2 separate regions of the Homo sapiens genome follow, and region 1 is linked to region 2. A link is a loop called in an ENCODE intact Hi-C map of the cell type or tissue named here. Cell type or tissue: dorsolateral prefrontal cortex. All regions are shown on one strand.

Region 1 (8,000 bases), 180 kb before region 2:
AGGTTCACTGAATCACAGCAATCAGAAGAAACTGCTTTAGGGAACCAAGAGTGAGATTGTTTCCAGCCTAAAGAGGCATCCATGGCAGATCAGAAAAGGAGATTGAGATTAAAATAGAAGACTTCAGTCTGGATTGTTGATGATACTCAGTATGGACTATATTTGTCTCTCCTTTTCTTTTCTCCCCATCTTTGGGCTTAATTTACCAGTAGTGCCCTGAACTGTTCAATGCACTTTTTGTATACTTGCTTGCATTTTTGCTTTAATGTTTTCTACAGAACTAGGTCCTTTTGGTGTTTTAGGAATTTTTTTTCCTGTTTTTGAAGGATTTTTGTCCTTTTGATCTTAGTGTTGATAGTTTTGAGTCTTTTCCATTCTGATTTGACTTTTGTGCATTTTTGGCTGGATTATCTCATGTAGATTTCTTCACTGGTGGTTTTTCTTTAGTTTCCTCATCAAAATCGTCATCATCATCATCATCATCTTCATCAGCAGCAAGTTTTACTTTTTTCTGTGGAACCTTGCTACCACCTCCAGGGACAGATCACTTTCCAGATATCCTTAAGAATTTCGCCTCCTCCTGTTCATCTTCTGATTCTGCATCTTCCTCCACAGCTACTAAATGCTGTCCACTAATATACACTGGCCCTGAACCACACTTCAACCATAAAAGCACTGGTGGTGTGATTTCAAAGCCCCCAAGGGAAACCGTTGGCTGTGCAGACATTTTCAAAGGTGCCAGTGTTATTTAATTGGACTGCCTTCATAATTCATTGCCTCTGCTTCAACAATATGCAATTCATCCTTTGCACCAGCCCCTAAACTGACCGTTCTTAAAGATAATTGGTGCTCATTTTCATCATTATCCACCTTAAAGTGATCATCTTTGTTGGCCTTTAGTTCACAACTGAAAAGATAGTTCTGGGGCCTCAGGGGGCTCATGTCCATGTCCATCGAATCTTCCATGGGGTGGCAGCACGCATTTAGGTGGGAAAGAAGGCAGACGGAGATAAATGACTTCTGCTCAAGAGAACAGCCACGCAGGACAGAATTACACCAGGCAGATGTACAGATTCTTATTTTAATTGATTTAGACACTTGTGATATGAGCTTATACTAATTCAGTTCATATCACATTTATCAGGTCATAATATGTAAGTCAACAAAAGTAAACAGTCCTTGAGAACTGAAATCACCCCTCTGAGGAAAGTTGTTAAGTTTTGTCAATAAACAGAAAAGTTGATTAGTTTTATCATAATCGTTTCCACTTCTCATGTTGTAAGTAACTTTCCTCCATTTCTCTAGTGAATTTTAATTCTAAGTGTGTGTAAATCTATATTTTGCTCAGAGTTTTGTCATCAGATTATTAATTTGTTTACTGGCCTTTATTTTCAAATGAAAAAATTTTTTTTAGGTAAAATGGAAAAAGTCAGATGTGAAATTTGAAGATCGATTTGACAAATATCTTGATCCGTCCTTTTTTCAACATCGGGTAGGTAAATAGTGTATTTTAAGACATTGATTATGTGCACCAATTCGTTCAACAAACATTGAGTATCTGTCATTTGCAGGGCACTGTGTTGAGGACTGTGGATTAAAAGATTTAGCTAATGGTGATTTAAAGTATGAGCTTGAAATCATAAGGGTGATGGGGAGTTTTAGAGGAGCAATCAAAAACTTCCTTCTTTGTGCTTGTGGTTTAAACCAATTAAGAGATAAACGAAGAATATAACATACGGGAAGCCAAAATATCACTAATAAGGTGAATATTAGATGGCTGCGTTGCACAATGAATAGCGCATTGGCCTTCTAATGAGGTGAATATTGGAGAATGTGGCTTATATCTATCTGTGATCAAGTGGGCTTCTTACTACTGAAACTCAGAATTAGACTTAACACACTCAGAGAGTATATTATAGGCTTCCCTACATGGGCACTTGCCCTTATACAACTTACGGTGTGAGAAAGAACAGAATGTATGCATCAGAAGGAGGTAATGAGAGAACGGATTGAGATCAGGAATTTCTGCTTGTGGAAATCCTTCCATGTAGAAAGAAACATCAAGAATGGGAAGAAATGGCCTCCCAGTTCCCCAGCCCCCACCGACAGATACTTGCTGAATTTTAGTTCATAAAGCCGGTAGCATTAGTGTTGGTTTTGTACAGGTAGTTTTGATTCTTTATAGCAAAAATCACACTTTGTTTTGGTGGTTTCCTCCTCAAGGATGGAGATAAAAAGACAAGGCATAAGGGTATCCCTTCTTCTGAATTTCTTCCTGAATTGTTGCTTCTTTCTTTTGATCTAATCTTTTGGACTAGAATTTTAAAGTTTATTAATCACCTATTTTTGAGATGGCCCGTAAGTTTTTGTTGTCTCAGATTTACATATTACTGTTAGGTTCCATTCTTAGACTCTACCGGAACCTATCACTACTTCTGATCTTACTCAGGGGTCAGAGATTTTAACAATTAAGCTATTTGGAATTTAGTCTTTTTTTTTTTTTTTGAGACAGAGCCTTGCTCTGTCCCCTGGGCTGGAGTGCAGTGGCATGATCTTGGCTCACTGCAACCTCCGCCTCCTTGGTTCAAGCGATTCTCCTGCCTCAGCCTCCCGAGTAGCTGGGATTACAGGCACACACCATCATGCCCGGCTAATTTTTGTATTTTTTTTAGTAGGGGTGGGGTTTCACCATGTTGGTCAGGCTGGTCTTGAGCTCCTGACCTCAAGTGATCCACCTGCCCTTAGCCTCCCAAAGTGCTGAGATTACAGGCGTGAGCCACCGCGCCCTGCCTGGATTGTCTTTACTGAAGGATTTAGCATACTACTCTTGGAGCTAAAATTTTTCCCCTACCTCAATCCCCACCTCAACCCCACCTGCTGTGTGTTCTCCTCGAGTATAATGCTCAGGCAATCTTCAATAGGGTATGGACACAGATAATTTCAAGATTTAGATAACATTTGAGAATATGAAGGCTCTTAACTGGCACTCACTACTGGAACTCTTAGGTCTGCCTTGATTCTAGCCCCACTGGACATTGACAACTTAGGGGAAAGACTGCCTTTTAGTATTTTCACTATGGAATGGTATACTGTATTTATTACTTCAACACATATTAATTGAGCACCTGCTATCTGCCAAGCACTGTATTAGGTAAGTAGGATACATTAGAAAATAAAGGCAAAGATCTATACCCTCTAGGAACTTACGTTCTAGTCAAGGAGACGTGAAATAAACACAATAAGTAAAACACACTTTATTCAAAGAGAAGTGTGTCAAAAAAGAAAAAGTAGACAGCAGAACAAGAGTACCAGGGGTCGGGTAAGTTGCAGTTTTATATTATGTAGTCAAGGTAAGCCTCTGAAATGGATTGTTGAGCAAAAGCTTGAAGGAGTTGAAGGAAATAAAGAATGTGGATATTTAGGGGAAAGAGTATTCCAGGTGGAGGCAACACCATTGAAAAGCCTATTAAAGTGAGGATATGCTTACTGTGGTTTGAGGACTAGCAAGAAGATGAAGTCAGAGAGGTAGCAGGAGCCAGATTATCCATGGTCATTTTAAGGACTGCAGATTTTACTCTTAAATGCAAAGGGGGCAGGGGAGCACTGTAGTGTTTTCAGCAGGGGGGTAACAAATCTGACTTTTGTTTTTAAAGGATCAAATTATTATGTGGGTTCAGGAAGTCAAGGGTGGTAGCAGGGTAGGTGATGAAAAGATGTTAGATTGTGAGTATATTTTGAAGTTAAAGCTGGCGGCATTTCGTGATTGATAGGAAGGTGAAGAAGGGTTGAGACAAACTCTAGGGTTTTCAGTCTGAGTGGAGCTGACATCACTGGGGCTGTATTTGGAGGAGATTTAGAGGGGAAGATTAGGGTACAGTTTGGGACATGTTCGTTTTGGTGTGTCTGTACGATATCCAAATGGAGATATTGACCGGCAAATTGGATATATCAGTTCTGGAGTTCAGGAGAGAGGTCTGGGCTAGAGATACAAATTTTGCAGCAATTGGCATATAGATCATATTTGTGGCTATGAGACTGGATGTAATAATTGCTAAGGAAGGGAGATGTAGAGAGAGAAGAGGACCAAGGACTAAGCCCTGGGTGCAGTAGTAAGAGTTTAGGAAGAACAGGGGAGTTCAGTTAAGGGCTTTGCGGGGGAGGGGAAAGTATGGTGTTCTGAATGCCAAGAGAAGAAAGTGTATCATGGAGGATAGAGAGATTAGCTCTGAATTTTTGCTGATGGGTCAAGTAAGATGAGCACTGAAAAGTGACTATTGGATTAACCTGAAGTCATTGGTGAACTTGACAACGATTTTGGTATAATGGTGGGGCATTCAGAACCTGAACAGAGCTGCTGTAAGAGAGAATGGGAAAAGAGGAATTGGAGACGGCAATTATGGACTTGTGAGGAGCTTGGCTGCTAAAGGGAGCAAAGAAATGGTGCAGTAGCCAGTGTGGAAAATGGAATTAGGAGATTTTTCTTTCTTTTTTTTTTAAATGTAAGAAAAACATTAACTTTATATGCTGATGGGGTTCAGTGGAGATTGCAAAACTGGCAATGCAGGAGAAAAAGGAGAGAAATACTGCATCGTTTTCCTTAAGTAGAAGGAAGGGATATGATGTACTGTACAAGTATAAGAATTGCTTCTAATACAGTGACTAATAGCACAGGCAAAGGAGCTAAAGCTGAATTCAAACTGATGCTTTGCCGCTTACTATGACCTTGGTTAAATGATTCAGTTCTTCAGCTTCTGTTCCCTTAATAGTGAAGCAAGGATTATAGTACCTTGCAGAGCTGTTGGGGAATTTCACGTTGATATAAAGCACCTAGTTCAGTGTTTGGCACATAGCAGGTAAGAGGCAGTATTGTTGGTATAGTTATTTATCTCCAGTTGCATTCTAAATTTATGACAAATTGAGGGTGCAGCTTCAGGATTAGTGACACTAGAGGGTGCTGGCATGCAGCATTAGTAGGGTTAGTAAACCCCTTTGTGACACCAGGTTTCTTTATTTTTAAGAAGTATTTTCCCTGGTATAATAATTTCACAATTATACAACATCTCATAATTTTTAGAATAAAGGAATATTACAAAATTTCAGGTTATTACTACATTATAATAGTGTATATCTTAGATTAGAAAATAGCAGAGCCTTGTTAGAAATTACAACATTTTATGTGTGTCTAATTAGTATAGTTACTAGTAACTATATAAAACTTCTTTTATTTTAAAAAATTTGATAAATTGACTAAAAGATGGTATGTGTCATTTTTCTTTCCCTCTTGAGCTTTTCTGGGTTAACATCTCAGGGTGGGAACAAAATCAAATCTTTGGAAAATCATAGACTGCTTTTATGAACCTTAAATGATACTTTTACAATAAACTCAGATTTATATAACCTTTTTTGAGCAAACATTTCAAAAAACAATGCATTTCTTGGTTCCTTTATAATTTTACTGGATGCTCAATAAATAAATTGTTGAATGAAGTAAGGAATAGTCTTCTGAAGAGGCTGTCTCCTGTTTTTCAAGAAGATCCATAGAGTTTATCTCGTTCCTGAAACCTCAGGGTGGATAACAGAGCCTGGACTGCCCTTCAGTTTCATGCACATATTCAGCACGTTAGCCCAAGTTAACATATGTCCTAATCATACACAGCAATGCATATGTATGTACCTGTAGAATTTTAGAGCAGGAGGATATCTATGAAGAACCGGAATATGTAGATAAGAGGTTTCATGGAGGGGAAGGTACTTGTGTTGGAATATGAAGACTGGGTAGAATTTGCTAAGGGGAGTAGAAGTAGATCTATGTGAGAAGAAATTATAAGAAAAATACAGAGGTGGAAGTGAGTATGCTGTGCTTGTGGATTCTTGAAGAGGGATAAGGCTTATTGGAATATAGAATATAATGGAAAGAAAAGTTGACTAGATAAGGTGAGATGGCCATATTACAGGAAGTATAGAATATTGGAGAAAATAGTTTAGATTTGATATGAGAGAAATAGGGTGTACAACTGTAAATTTTAGAATAGAGGAGTGATATATGAACCTGCTTTGGAAAGATTTCCTTGATAGCTTTTTACAGGATAAATTGAAAGGAAGGGGAGAGACCAAAAAAAAAAAAGGCCAACCAGGAGGCCATTAGTGCTATCAAGGTATGAGGTGATGGCATGGGAATGAAGCAGAATGGATAGATACAAGTCATTTTGAAGAAAAATACATGCTTAATATTACCTATGAAGAATTAAGGAGAAGGAAGAGCCAGAGATAATTGTAAAATTTCAAAGCCACATGTTAGTACCATTAGCAGAAGTTAGAGAATCAGAAACAAGTGTTATATATGAGGTGGAAGATTATGAGTGTACTTTAGGGCAGTCTGAGTCTGCAATTCCAGAAACATTCAAGTGGAAATTATTGTAGTTAGCAAAAGCCTGAAACATGAGTGAGAAAGAAGACTAGCAATTTGGGGTGGGATGGGAGGTGGGGGCGAGGGTGTTATCATCATCATTGGAATGCTGGTTAAAAGTTCTGAGAGCCTAAAGAAGTCACAGCAGAGTACTAAGACTGGAGCTTTTGGAGAAGTTCACAAAGGATGGGAGGAGCCAGCATGGAAGATGAAAGAGGAGAAGCAGCGGTCAGTGAAGTAGGATGCTGTAGTGTCAGGAAAGGTCAGATGTGGCAGAGAGATCAAGGAGAGTGAGGCAGATAATTGGCTGCTGAATCGGTTTAGAAGTTCATTGCAGGCCTTTGAGAGAAATTTTGTGGGGCAAAAGTGAGATTGTATTGTGTTTTGGAGGAAGTGAGGGAAGAACTGGAACATGTCTTCTTTGAAAAGTATTGACATTGAAAGGATCGGGAGGTGAGAAGATGAAAAGAATGAGGGACAAAAGATGAAGCAAACACTTCAAAAGAGAATAATAGCAATAACAATAACTTTTAGGTTTTATTTAGTGTTTATGATGTGCCAGGCACTATACTATTTGCTTTACCTTTATTGTTTAAACTCTATGACAACCCCAGGGAGTAGACATCATTGTAGATAAGGACCTTTGGAGATTGCTGATGGCTGGTGAAAGGTGGAGGGGTTGGGATGCAAAATGAGAGGAGAAAAAACACCTCAAAACTGGATGTGGAAAGGTTGTGTCATAGAAGACAGGATTTGCTTCAAGGGAAGGCAGCAGAAAGGATGGCATTGGGGCCTTGAAGAGAGGAGAGAAATTTGGGGACTATCCCTAAAGATCTTTTGGGAATTAAAATGTAAATAAAGAAATAACTGGGCAGTGCCACAGACCTAGTTCAAATCAGATATGCTACATTTTGAGTAGTACCTTGTGATTATGAATCAGAATCTAGATGTAATATTGAAACAAATATGTGGATAAAATCAAAGCCAAGAGCTTCAAGAACATTGAGGAACTAAAGGATACCTCAATATGCTATGGAAAATGGATTTGGAAAGGGCTGAATTATGATGGTGACAGGGTGAGGATGAACTAATCTGGAGCAAGTGAAGCAAATCATTCAGGATGGTGACCTAAGTCCATGGCAGCCAGCTATAATAGTTTAGTCTTAGTATTTTAAGGAGGTTTTCAGATTGTTCAATTAGGGGGAAGGGAACTAACATTTACTGAGTATCTAAGGTGCCATACTTTATATATACATTATTAAGCCCTACAAATCACTTACAAGATAAGTATTAGCTCCTCCATTTTCCAGATGAGAAAACCGCGGTCACATAGTCAGAAACTGGCAATGTTTGACTCCAGAGCCCATGTTTTTTCCATGTAATGCTGAATAGCATAGGTTATATGGCCAAATTGTACTTTTTGTTTTTAACAATAAATTTGATTTTGAAAATTTATATAAATGATAGCATGTTTTCAACATATGGGTGCTTATTGTAAAGAAAGCCAATCCCCTTGGCATAATGAATACTCATCCTCAAAGTGTCTGAAATTTGGATTTTTGTCTAAAGGATTTAATTAAAGACTTTTTTTTTT
Region 2 (8,000 bases):
TGCATGTGCATGAGTAAGGAGGTGCGGCGAGGACCTCTTCCACCTTCTGAGCTGAGGCCCAGCAACTGCTGTCCTTGCGGGAGAGTTTTCCCCAGGGCATCTCGCTCCTTCAGGAGGCACCTGGGGGCCTCAGGTGCTCTAGGCTGTTATTTTTGTAAGTGATTAAGCCTGCAGGCTCTGGAATCCAATTACCTAGGTCTAAATCCTGGCTCTGCCGTTCCCTAGCTGTGTGACCTTGGGCAAGCTATTTAACCTCTCTGAGCCTCAGTTTTTTCTTTAGTTAAAAGGGTCTAAACATACCTCCTTCTTAAAGTTTTTGTGAGGATTAAAAGAATGCCTAGAAAGTATTTCAGACTCTCTGACACATGTTATGTCCTCAAATGTCAATAAAGATCAGCCATTTATGTCTTTGTCATATATTAATTACCATATGCAGGTCCCATTGGAAAATAGGATTTGGGGAAAGCTTTGCTCCATTCTCCATTACACTGTGGGGAATTCTTCAGGGCCAGGTGGCTTTTACTGTCCAGTCATCCTGGAAAAAGCCTTCCTTCTGTTCTTACCCTGCCCAGTGAAGGGATTTCGAACATTTATGACAAACACACAGGCTTCCAGGCCTTGGCTCCAGCCACGAAACCCTGCAAAGGAAGTCAAGGGTGGAGGAAGATGTGGAAGACACACACCCTGATCTCTGGAATAAACAGTCTGGATTTAGGAGATTTGGCTGGGTGCCGCAGAGTCTGGTCAGGATCTGCCTAGAATGTTAAAGGAGGCGCTGACACATCTTCAGGAGGAGGTGGCCACCCTCCAAGCCCAGCCCTAGGGCATGGTCACAGGTGGCGGAGGGGCTGGGTGGGAGGCTGCTGGAAGAACTGAGCTGGGAAGGAACAGTCAAGCCCCTGTGAGATGGGCCCGGGCCAGGACCAGGCTTGCCTCCTGCAGTGTGGGAGAGGACAGGAGTGACGTCAACTCTCCCAAGATCCCACCCCTGAATAGTGGCTGCATTCATGTGGGTTGACCCCAACAGCAGGGGGTGTCAGAGCAACATCTCAGGAGCTGAGCAAATGTCCCAGGAGCTGAGCCACTGCCCCTTTGAGCACCTGTTCTCTGCGTTGGCTGCAGAGCAGATGTAGCACTGAGCAGAGGCAAATCTCTTTGGAACATCCTCGAAGCTGTTTCCTCCCCTTCCTGCCCCCGGCCCTCCTCACCTGCCTCTCCAGCTTCTTCAGTGTGGAGCCTCCGTGTTTGTGATACAGTCCACCGTGCTTTCTAAGCAGTGGTAGACTGGCCTCAAAGCCAGGCAGGCCAAGTTCGAGTCCCAGCTCTGCCCCCTATCAGCAAGGCACTGACCCTCTCCAAACCTATTTTCTTATTTGGGAAGTGAGAAGGACTAAAAGAGAGGATGCATGGAAAATGCTGACCACAGTGCCCACCACAGAAGAGAAATGGCAGCTATTGGCCAAGATGCCAGGCATTGAACAAGTTGTGGGACCACTCTTGGCAAATAGCACTGTAACCAGGACAAACTTGGTAGACTCCAAATAAAGCCACTTTGAAAAACTAAAAGAAGCTTATGGATGGATGATGAAGGAGGCCTCTGTTAGCCAAGATGCACTGAGCACTTACCATGGGCTGGCATGCCCTAAGCCTTTCCCATGCATTATCTCATTCGATCACATATCACCCTGACTAGAGTGGCACCCTTTTACAAATAAGGACACCGAAGCTTACATAAGAGCCCCAAGTCCCACAGATTGTAGGTGGCAGAACCAGGACATGGGCCGAGGCCCACCTGACCCCACTGCCAGTGCTTTTAACATATTTGCAAGGATAACTGCAATGTGGATAGGAATAGAAAGATAGCCTGGCCCCCGAGCCACAGTCAGGAAGGCAGAAAAGCCAGTGCAAGTAAACCAGCACATCCCTGAGCCAGGAGATACCTGATTCAGGATACCCCACCCCCATATTTGATAAAGACCCTGAGACAATTAGGAGAGAGGGGAGGAGACCCCCCTAGAATCCTTCTTGTGCTGCCCACAGTGAATGACTTCTCTCTTTGTATGTGTCCCCCTGCCACCCCCAGCTGGCTGTGCACACAAGATCAGCAGTGTGGAGGGGACCCTGGCGAGCCCCAACTGGCCTGACAAATACCCCAGCCGGAGGGAGTGTACCTGGAACATCTCTTCGACTGCAGGCCACAGAGTGAAACTCGTGAGTCATTTTTGTAGTTTATTGAGAATGTGGACTTGAGTATCAGGCAGATGTGCGTTTGAGTCTCTGCTCTGCCACTTCCCAGCTCTGTAACTTGGAAGTTACTCAACATTTCCAGGTCTCAGTTTCATTATCTGGAAAACATGGATACTAATGAAGCCTACTTCATCGGGCTGTTGTGCAGATTAAAAGAGACAACGCACAAAAGCTCTATAGGTCACACCTGGGCACAGTGGGACCCGCAGGAGGCGGCATCCACCACCCACATCTGCAGTGCTGTTTGAGATTCACTTGTTTCCAGTTTTAATTTTTTACAAGACAATACAGTCTCATGATTAAAAATGAGATGAATCAGTACAGGAGGTTGGAAATAGAAATCAAAAGACCCCAGAGCCCCCATTTCCACTCTAGAAATGACCACTCTAAACACATTCTTATGGATCCTTCTAGAAATTTTCTGTGCACAATCATGACTGTCAGTGCACAGGGAAATATATATGTTTTTGTTACTCAAATTCCTCTAATAAAATCCCATTCGTATTTTTTCTACAACTTACTTTTTTTTCCCATTAGTAATAGGAGACTAAGTTCTTTATGCAAATTCCCTCTTGAATTAAAAATTTTCCCCAAGCCTTTATTTGAAGTCTTTTTCACGTATATGATGTGTGGTTTGCACAGTTATTTCAAAGGAGAGTTGAATCTCCTAGGAGTCTCATTTCTCAACCCCCAGGGACTCCCACACTTTGGAGAATAAAGAACCCCTTTTGCCAGCTGGAGAATGTATTGTACTTCAGGCAGATGGACATTTTTTAAATGGGTTTTTCTGACTGTAGAGGTAAGTAGGATTGACCCTATGAACTGTGGACGATAACTCAGGGAGAATGGAAGAGAACAGAGAGGGAAAAGTCCATGATCAATGGACTATGGCGCAGGGACTTGCAGGTTGTTTATTGGTGAGAGCCATGAGTGAGGAGCAGAAGAGGCGAATGGGCCCCCAGGGCGTCGAGGGGTGAAGACAGGGCCTCTGACCACAGGGTGCTCCCAGCGGGCAGTTCACATGCTGGGCTGCCCGTGGGGAAACTGCTGCTCTGCTAAGAGCTGGTATCCCGGGTCAGCCTTGAATCTGGGTGAGGATGAACTGAAGAGAGCCTTAGGGAAAGGCACTGCTTCTCCAAGACCGCCATCTGCTGGGAAATGTTCGCAATGGCAACATAGAGCCCCGAGGACCTCGGGGGAGGCGCCTTCTGGCGTTGGGAGCGCGCAAACGCACAACGGGAAGCGTTTGCCCGAGGCTCACAGACTCACGTGGTAGTTTCCAAAAGGCGTTCCCTTGGGAAACGGATGGTGGCTATATTGATTGCGCGCTTTTCGCTACCATAGAATGTGAGTTGAATACTTCTCAAGGAAGCTGGTGGTGTTCACTGCATGTGGGTGGCGACAGGGCGCCCCATGGACCTCCTGGGAGCTCCCTGCCTGCTGAGCCTAAGGCTCCCTTCCACTGCATGGCCGTCCCGGTGCCACTGCTCCCCTGTCCCGTGTCTCTACCCACCACCTTGGCCCAGTGCTCCCTATGTCACTGGCGGGAGAGCTTTGCCCAAGTACGTTAGTGTGTGGGAGTCATTCTTCTGAAAGCCTGCATTGCCGTGCTGGTCCCTTCCCCCTCCCAACCTCCATCTCTGCGCTGCCAGGCCAGCCCCGCTCTTTTGAATTGACACCCCCCCCCCCCCCCCGCAACTAATGTCCTGTCTCCCTGCTCTGTCATTTGGTCCAAGTCTTCATCTAACACCGTCCCCGCTCACCTTATCCCATCTCCCTTGACGCTGGGGCTCCCATCAGTCGGCCACCTACCCAGCATCTGAGAAGCCTGCATTCAGGGCTGAAAAGCCTGGAATGGTGCGGCGCCCCTGGCGAGCGTTAGGGGACAGTCCTTAGGGGGAACAGGGAGAGGTGAGGCAGCATAACCTGATGACTGATAGCAGTGGGGGTTGGAGAAGGCTAGCTGGGGTCAAGTTCAGCTTCATCTGTCTCCAGCTGTGTGAGCTGGGGCAGGCCAGCCAGCTTCTCTAAAACTCATTTTCCCCATCTGCATGTTGGAAATAATAACAGCTCTTCCTTCACAGCATCACCAGAAGTAAGAGAGAAAATGCGCATAAATGCTTGGCATGGAATAAACACTCGGCGAGAGTCAGCCACCATGAGGGTGCTGCCTGGAGCAGCGTGCACCTCATACAACCTCACCAGCGTCATTTGTACTAAAGGGTCGTGCAGCAGAGTGCACAGGTCAACAGCAGGGTCTCTGATGCCAGAGCACCAGATCATGGCCCAACTCTCAGTATGTGACCTTGGGCAAGTCATCTGACAGCGATGAGCCTCATTTTCCTCACCTGTAAAGCGGGGATTAGACACATCACAGGGGTGTAAAGATTAAATGAGGCGATACTTGTAAAGCATTTAAAACAGCTGCCGACAGAGTGGGCACTCAGCCCTTGCTGGCTCTTAGCCCTAAGTGAGAGAGAAGCTGTGTGATGGGATGGAAGGAAGACAGATTTGGGCTGTGTAAAGCCTGGCTCTGTCGCTTAATAGCTGTCAAAATGTCAAGCATTTAATCTCTGAACCCCTGCTCTCTCATCTGCAGTGTGGTCATTGTAGCAATAGCTCATGTAACTACTTCATAGGGCCACTTGCTGGACCAAAAGCAAGGCGGAGGTTGAGACCCTCTCTACAGATGTCCTCAAGCATCATCACGGCCACACACCCCCTGCACAGCCAGCTGGACGTCTCCCTGCACTGCCTCGCCCCTTCCTGTCCCAGAACTGGAAAGGAGGCCCCCACCCCAGCTGAACGCCAGGCCCTTGCCTTACTTTCTGCTCTTCTGTCCCCAGACCTTTAATGAGTTTGAGATCGAGCAGCACCAGGAATGTGCCTATGACCACCTGGAAATGTATGACGGGCCGGACAGCCTGGCCCCCATTCTGGGCCGTTTCTGCGGCAGCAAGAAACCAGACCCCACGGTGGCTTCCGGCAGCAGTATGTTTCTCAGGTTTTATTCGGATGCCTCAGTGCAGAGGAAAGGCTTCCAGGCAGTGCACAGCACAGGTACCTGGGGTGGGACACTGGCTTCCACCTGATGAGCACTTGGACAGGAGACAGAGAAATGGTGAAGGCACGACAAGGACTGCCTTTTATTCTGACTGGGGGAGGGCGAGGGGAGGAAGGTGCGTGATAAAATGTCCTATTAAAATGAAGCATCAAGCTGGGCGTGGTGGCTCATGCCTGTAATCCCAGCACTTTGGGAGGCCGAGGCAGGCGGATCATCTGAGGTCAGGAGTTCGAGACCAGCCTGGGCAACATGGTGAAACCCCGTCTCTACTAAAAATACAAAATTAGCTGGGCATGGTGGTTGGTGCCTGTAATTCCAGCTACTCAGGAGGCTGAGGCAGGAGAATTGCTTGAACCTGGAGGCAGAGATTGCAGTGAGCCAAGATCGTGCCATTGCACTCTAGCCTGGACGATAGAGTGAGACTTTGTCTCTAAAAAAATAAAAAAAATAAAATGAAGCATCAGCAACCAAAGGGAAAAGGGCCGTCTTCTTTCAATGTCCTTAATTGACGCAATTTGAAATGGACAACCCTTTGTTAGTGCCCCATTTTTTCCTCCCTCCTTCTTTCCTTCCTTTCTTCCTCTCTTTTAAAAATATATTTTGGCCGGGCACGGTGGCTCACACCTGTAATCCCAGAACTTTGGGAGGCTGAGTGGGGAGGATTGCTTGAGCCCAGGAGTTCAAGACCTGCCAGGGCAAGATGGTGAGACCACCCCCCGATCTCTACAAAATAAAAACTAGAAAACATAGCGAGGCGTGGTGGTCCCAGCTACCCTGGAGGCCGAAGCAGGAGAATTGCTGGAGCCCAGGAGTTCAAAGCTTCAGTGAGCTCTGATCACGCCACTGCACTCCGGCCCAGGTATTTTGCTGGTCTATGAAGTCCAGAAGTTGGGTAACTGAGTGGTGAAAACAGCCCTTTTATCCCTGTAAGGACCAGTTCTGGAAAGTGAAAAATGTTTCTGTTCCCCGTGATTTTTTCTTCCATTCAAAATGTAAATAGCACTATTAGGTCCTTTGGTGGGAAATGTACGTGCTTATAACTTATATTATCTACTTCGTTAAGTAGAAGAATGTCAGGAAGAAATTTGGCTCTGCTCTTTAGCCATTAAAATGTTGCCACCTGGGACTAGTGCCCACAGAAGCAAATCTGACCCTTTGATCCTGATGTACAATTGTGTCCTTTGTCAGAGCTGGTGACCACCCAAAGCCCACTCTGCTTCTGTAATGCTGAGTCTGAGCTCACGATCATGGGACCCTGTGATCCTTTTAACAGCCTCTACCTCCAGTTTTTTTTCAGTACCGGAAAATATAAATTAGGTCAAACAAAATGGCGACCAGCATCCTGAGGCAGTTCAGCCTCCTCTTGCACAGCAGAAAACGCTGCATGGTTTGTGGAACCCTGTCAAACTCCCTGAGGAGTTCTAGCTCCCTACAGGGAAGTTTAAAAGCCCTCTTGTCCCTGCAGATAGAGACCAGCAGGAACACAGGTGCTTCAGGGTCCCGGCAGGAAGTGGGGGCACATTCAGAGTCATTATTTGAGAGAAGTTAATAAAGGGACAAGTTACAAAGGGGTGGGAGAGTATGGGACACTGTAGGACAATGAAGCCACCAGAGCTAGGAACTGCAACTCCAGGCCCAGAGGATGAGAGGAGGGAGCAGTTCCTGGAAGCTGGAGACAGAGAGGACTGCATGCAGAGACCCTCTGGCTGCAGCTGTGACCTAAGTGGAAGAAAAGCTGTGGCAATCAGGGGACTAAATACCCTGGCTTCTCTCGCCTCCCTCCCTCTGATCTGCTGGTGCTCCCCATGGCTGAACCTGCAGCAGAAGGCACGGGGTCATCGATGTAGGCCAGGGGTCTGTCTCACGGGGCCCAGGCAGGTGGGGAGGGTGGGGGCGTCCGGCCGGATGGAGGGGAGGCGTCCCACCCTGCTCTGTGCTCATTTCATGACCACCCAGCTCTCAGGAATTTGAAATTTCCCAAAGACAGGTTAGACCTGTAAGACATTCTAAGCCAGAGCCAACACAGGACTCAGAATGGTCAGTCAGACAGGACCGGGGCCAGGCAGGGCGTGGAGCTCCAGCGGGGCCTAGGAGTGTTAGGAGCCAGGTGGCCCAGAATCTACAACAGCGTTTGCCTGGGCCCCTCGGGGGGCATGGAGCACACTGGGGAGGGGCTGTGCAAGAATTTGCTTCCAGAATTTCTGGTGCTTGCTAATCTAGACCAGTCTTATCTATCTATTTTATTTATTTATTTACTTTTTTTTTTTTTTTGATACGGAGTTTTGCTCTGTGGCCCAGGCTGGAGTGCCGTGGCACAATCTCAGTTCACTGCAACCTCCGCCTCCCAGGTTCAAGAGATGCTCCTGCCTCAGCCTCCCGAGTAGCTAGGATTACAGGCGCCCACCACCACACCTAGCTAATTTTGTATTTTCAGTAGAGACAGGGTTTCACCATGTTGGCCAGGCTGGTCGCAAACTCCTGACCTCAAGTGATCCACCCGTCTCGGCCTCCCAAAATGTTGGGATTACAGGCATGAGCCACTGCGCCCGGCCAATATCCATTTTATTTTATGTGGGCTTAAGTGTCCAAGACACAAGGTACTATATATGGGACCAGGGCCAACCAGAGTTACTGTCCTTGTATAATGAAAAAACCCAGAAACAAAGGCTACAGAATACCAGCCCAGAGC

What was found. A loop is a pair of places that touch in the nucleus more often than their neighbours do. Peaks named below come from ENCODE experiments on the same cell type or tissue, not always from the same donor. Only the 100,000 strongest peaks of a DNase experiment are listed, where the experiment ranks them.
Region 1: a loop joins it to region 2, with 4 times the contacts of the local background. A loop is called at or near these places in 7 of 110 quality-filtered maps.

Annotation. Positions count from the first base shown.
Region 1 is chr10:96,553,151-96,561,150 of GRCh38, reverse strand. TM9SF3 (transmembrane 9 superfamily member 3) reads left to right here. Exons shown (of 15, transcript NM_020123.4): 5 at 1,415-1,492. It also overlaps the pseudogene NPM1P26. Among named protein-coding and RNA genes, the nearest start is that of TM9SF3, 30 kb to the left of the region's middle. In dorsolateral prefrontal cortex, a CTCF peak has its summit at 4,972 (motif pointing right); no DNase peak of the experiment used is centred here.
Region 2 is chr10:96,370,903-96,378,902 of GRCh38, reverse strand. TLL2 (tolloid like 2) reads left to right here. Exons shown (of 21, transcript NM_012465.4): 18 at 2,084-2,211; 19 at 5,094-5,307. Among named protein-coding and RNA genes, the nearest start is that of OPALIN, 16 kb to the right of the region's middle. In dorsolateral prefrontal cortex, CTCF peaks have their summits at 3,213 and 3,413 (motif pointing left); DNase peaks (open chromatin) are centred at 3,412 and 4,094; H3K4me3 peaks cover 1,602 bases; H3K27ac peaks cover 2,390 bases.